2 separate regions of the Homo sapiens genome follow, and region 2 is linked to region 1. Evidence: chromatin loops called from intact Hi-C (ENCODE). Cell type or tissue: CD4-positive, alpha-beta T cell. All regions are shown on one strand.

Region 1 (2,500 bases):
GATTAAAAGGTGTAGATCCCGCTCCTGAAGAGTGTAAAAGTAGAAAAATGAACCAACAGGGAACAATTACATTAAATTAAGATAATTACTATGACAGGGTATATTTAGTAAGGAGAGTGATGGCAAATGTTGCCCAAGGGAGGTGGCTGTGTCCTGCCCTCTCCTTTCCCCCTCCACTTTACCCCCCTCTGTGGTTCATGTTGCCTATCTCAGTAAGTGGTATCCTCACTGCAAATCACACAAGCCAGAAATCTAGGAGTCACTCTGATATCTCACCCCCGGCCACAGGCCCCATGACTTCTGTCACCAAACCCCTAATAATGACATTTATTTCCTTAATATTTCTAAGAATTCCCTTCTCTCCCCTCCATAGCCACCACCATAGGCCAAGCTCCATCATCTCCCACCAGAGCAGTCCCTCCTAACAGGTCCACTGTGCATCACGCTGTGCATTAAACACGCTCATGGAATCACATGGCTCTCAGGAGAGAGGGTAAACCTCATAAGTGGACTCAAGGCCCTGCTGGTCTAGCCCTGCAGGCTGCTTCTCCTCCCCACTGATTCCCTGTGCTCCACCCACTGCCACTCTGGTCTGCCTTAGTCCTGTGCTTTCCAGCTCTTTTCACAGCTGGCCTATTCTGCAGCTGTTCTCTGCATGAAAGAGCTATAACCCTACTGCACCTAGGTGACTGCTACTGCCTCAGCCATCATCCCTATGGAAGCCCTCCTCCACTTCCTGTCAAAGTCACAGCTTCTTATTTTAATCCCCGAGAGAGTTGTGTGCCTCCCAGTCACAGTTGCAATTTACATTGGCCTGTGTGATTATTGCACTGAAGTAGGCTTTCCCCAGCCCACGAGATCCTTGGGCACAGGACTGTGACCTTTTTACTCACTTTTGTGTCTCTAAGGCACAGCCTGGTGGCTAATACATAGTAACTACTCAGTTCACATCTGTGGAATTAATGAAGAAATTGCCCATTGTTTATAATAGCAAAAAATTGAGGACAATTTACTGAGAACAAATTAAATAAATTATATCTATCTGTGCTATGTAGTACTATTCAGCACTTTCAAAAATAATGAGGTACATCTGTACTTACTGATGTGGAACATTGGCTATGATAGATTTCGAGTAAAAAAACAAAAAATGAAAAGAGCAAGTTGCAGAACAATTCTTAGGGTAAAACAGTGTTTTAAAATTAAAGCAATGATTTAAAAATTTTTTAAAAAATGTTTGACCTGGCATAGATGAAGGTATGGAAGGACAACATCAGTTAATACTTAGTGCTAGGCAGCGGGACTGGGAGAATCAGAGAAGCAATGGACATGAATTTGATAAAGAACTTACACAATTTTGCAGTGTTTGGACTTTTTCTTTTTACAAGCATATATCATTTTGATAATTCAAGACATGCTTTTAAAGATTGCCAAGAAGACAAGAAGTGACTCAAGGAAGGGAGGCACATTCCCTGTCACGCACCACCACCTCCTTTCCTGCCCTCCAACCCCATACATGCTTGACCTTACCCACTTGGCATAGACCTGCACCCCAACCTTCTCACCTGTATCCCTGCCCTCTCGCCTTCACTCCTGCCCTCTCACCTGAGCTGGTGTCCTCTCACCTGTGCTTATATCCTGTGGTTTGCATGTCACCTATCCCAATAAGCAGCACTTATGTTCCCGATAAGTACCACCTTCCTAGATTGTGTGGTTCTTTTGCAAGGTTCAGAAAGGTGAGGCTGTTGGAAAGGCAGTTAACCTCAAGTAAATTCCTGTTAGTGACTTTACCTCCCTAACTGCAATGTTAGCTTTCTGAGAAGGAAAGGAACTAACATATTCAAAAATTAAACTCCTAATACCTAGCAGGCATGCCTACTTATAGCTCATCAAATCCCCACAGGAACCTCGTGAGTAGGTATTCTCATCTCCATTTTACAGACCTGTGGCAACAAGAGCTTGCCACTTGGCCAGTGTCTCACATCAAGGACTCAAACAGAGCTCTGACCGGCTCTCCATGCCAAACTTTCTGTGCCACAGCATTGGGATGGTGGGGGGGCATGATTGCACCATACTGCCCATGGATTTCCTAGCTCATTTCCTCCAAGATAATAAATGCTGTATAAATGTTTGTATTATGAGGAAAGTAGTTTATCCTTCACCCAGCATGTCCATTAAATAGTCTTTGTATTCATTTTCTATTGAAGCTTGATCTCCCCAAAGCTTAAAATAGGATTGAAAATGTGCAGTGTTTGACCTATTTTCAGCCATTAGCGTAATTTATCAAATTAGAGAACTGAGAAGCAACGACCCTGAAGAGGAGCCAGTGCAAGCAGTCTTGGGGTGGGGGAGGCCAGGAGTCCCAGGGACACAGGGTCTCAGGACCAGTAGAGGAAGAGAAAGGAGGAGCGCTGACAATGGCTCAGAAGTCGAGGTGGGAAAGAGCAAAGACAAGCCCCACCTCTTTCACAGCAGAGTTGGAAAGAGTTGCAGACTTCATGGA
Region 2 (2,500 bases), 81 kb after region 1:
CTATGTCAAGGTCAGGGAACAGCACCCACAGAGGGTGCCTCTGGGTCCCTCTCTGCTCAACTCCCTCTCTCTTGGTTCCTGCGAGGCTCATAGGGTTGCAGGGCCCAGCAGAAGGACTGAGTCTTCCTCCTGGACTTCTGGTCCTGGTAGGCTGTGCCTTCATGTCTCTCCTGTCACCTGCACTGTAAGGAACTCATTATGACAAACGCATAAAGAATATGGCTCTGTCCACTCCAGCCCATGACCTTGGGCAAGTTCTTTTTTCTCTGTGAGCCTCCAAGTGTTCATTGGCAAAATGGGTTTATGCTGCCTACCTACTCCAAAGGAGTGCCGAGGGGATTAAATGAGATAAAGCACAAAGCCCCTAAAATATGTGCCAGGCACATAGGCAGTATCTGCAAATCTTGGTGTCCCATCCTTTCCTTTCCTGGAGCATTCTGACCCACCCACCCTCTTTATGACCTTCCTACCATGACGCCTGGCCTGGGGGTGATGGAGCGCTTAACTCCCTCCCCTCCCTTCCCTTCCCTTTCCTTTCCTTTCCCCGTGGGCATTAGTCTAAGGAAAAGGAGTCCATAAGAGCACAGCATCTTTCTTCTGTCTTCCACAGCCCCTCTAATCTTGCAGGGAAGGAGGCTGAGTGCCCTGCAGCAGCACAGATATGTCCGGATGAGCCAGTATCTATACTGGGGTAACTGTCCACCCCCCACCCCGATCCCCAGTGCTAGGCAATAAAAGAGGCCCACTGAAAAGAGGACCCAGGGAGCTGGGCGGAGCCTGTGGATCAGAGCCCCCTCGCTGGGCACTGGGTGGGCTGAGGGTTACCCCCAGGCTGCAGAGCGCGTGTGGGGGCCGCCGTCAGCTAGTCTTCCGCCTCCCGAGGGCCAGCGTGGGCGGAGGCGGCGGGGCTGCGGCTCTCGGGAACCGCAGTGTCCCAGTCTGCTCTCTGCCTTCAGCGGGAGGAATTTCCCCAGCCCTTCACGGCTCGGGGCCGCGAGGAGCCGCGGGCGCCCCCTGCCGCTTCCGAGCCGCGGCGCGCAAGGCGGCCTCCCCGTAGACCGTAGTCCCTGTGAGTCTTCCCCTCCAGCCTCAGCCCTGCGCGAGTCGGGGCGTCCGCTCCCCTCTCTCTTGCTCCTCGCTGCTCCTTCAAGAGCCCGCGTCCTGGTCACAGACAGCACAAGTCACATATGGCGGTCCCTGGACAGAGAGAGTCAATGGCAGGGAGCCTTCTTGATGCCCCTCACATCTCACTGTGGGGCAAAGAACATCCTGGAAAGAGGCAGGAGAGAGGAGGAGAGAAGGGCCAGGGCCTCCATGGAGGGGCTGTGACAGCAGGAGAGGATGGGAGCCCAGGCTCTGCTTCCTTTGTACCCCCGGCCACCAAAGGACCCAGACTGTGCCTGTCCCTACACCGGTGCAGCCTTCCTTGCTCACCCGGTCCCTCAGACCTAAACCACACTTTGGGGTACTCTGTGGTAAGCACCCCAGTGTGTTGAGTGCTCAACCTAATATCCCTCTATCCATCCTATAGAGGGAGGTTACATTTTGCATTAGAAGCAAGAATCCTGCTTAGGTGGTGAAGGTGGTTTTTTCATTTGCCGTAACATTCTCTCTCACAGAGAGCACTGCTCACTCCGGCCTTTGTATTCTGAGCATTCGTAGGTCGGTCCTCACAGGAGATTCATAGGTTACAAAGTCTGAGAACATAATATATATGCTCACGAAAGAAAGTTACATCGCCAAAAATAAAGCTGGTTGAATGAGAGGAAATGAATGGTCTAGACTCAGAGACAAAGAGAACCAAGACCAGTACTGTTTGTCTCCGTGCTTGGCAGGAAGGGAGGGTGAAAGCCTGAACTCTTTTCTGATGTGCTTTGTTTAAATGCAGTGTGTGTGTGTGTGTGTGTGTGTGTGTGTGTGTGTGTGTGTGTGTGTGTGTTGTTCAGTCTACATGTTGCACGTTGGAACCCAGTTAAGCTAGGCATGTCCAGCAAACACCTGCTACAAAGTATCCACCAGTGCCCACAGTTGTCAGTGGCTGCTGTGATGAGCTGCCAGGCTGGCCCCTCTGCAGCATGAGTGTGCATTCTCAAGCTCTGCTGCATCAAGCTGTGTTCTGCATAGTGAGGACAGCCAGGCCCTTCTGGGAAAACAGGCTTCTGGAGCCAGAGGCAATTTTTCTTTCTCTAAAACTAAAGATGTGGGATTCTTCAGACTCTCAAAATGTTACTTTGTAGAGGAAAGAGCCTGGCCTGAGAATTAGAAGACCCGGGTTCAAATCCAAGCCCTGCCACAAAGCAGATACATATTATGGAGCAAAATCATGTATTCATCCATTCCTTCATGCAATTATCTATTTAACAACTATTCATTGAGCTCTTACCCACTGAGCATTGTTCCAAGTGCCGGAGATATAATACAACAGTGAATAAGACAAGCCCTCTCCCGGCATAGAGTTTATATTTATTCTAATAGGAGAACCAGCAAACCACTATGGGGA

What was found. A loop is a pair of places that touch in the nucleus more often than their neighbours do. Peaks named below come from ENCODE experiments on the same cell type or tissue, not always from the same donor. Only the 100,000 strongest peaks of a DNase experiment are listed, where the experiment ranks them.
Region 2: it touches region 1 in a loop (2.1-fold over the local background); 4 of 110 quality-filtered maps call a loop at or near these places.

What each region holds. Positions count from the first base shown.
Region 1 is chr1:116,231,484-116,233,983 of GRCh38, reverse strand. No RefSeq gene overlaps it. Among named protein-coding and RNA genes, the nearest start is that of MAB21L3, 120 kb to the right of the region's middle. In CD4-positive, alpha-beta T cell, a CTCF peak has its summit at 945; a DNase peak (open chromatin) is centred at 883.
Region 2 is chr1:116,150,703-116,153,202 of GRCh38, reverse strand. No RefSeq gene overlaps it. Among named protein-coding and RNA genes, the nearest start is that of MAB21L3, 41 kb to the right of the region's middle. RefSeq lists a silencer at 697-1,116. In CD4-positive, alpha-beta T cell, a CTCF peak has its summit at 1,010 (motif pointing left); DNase peaks (open chromatin) are centred at 1,012 and 1,842; H3K4me3 peaks cover 1,063 bases; H3K27ac peaks cover 573 bases.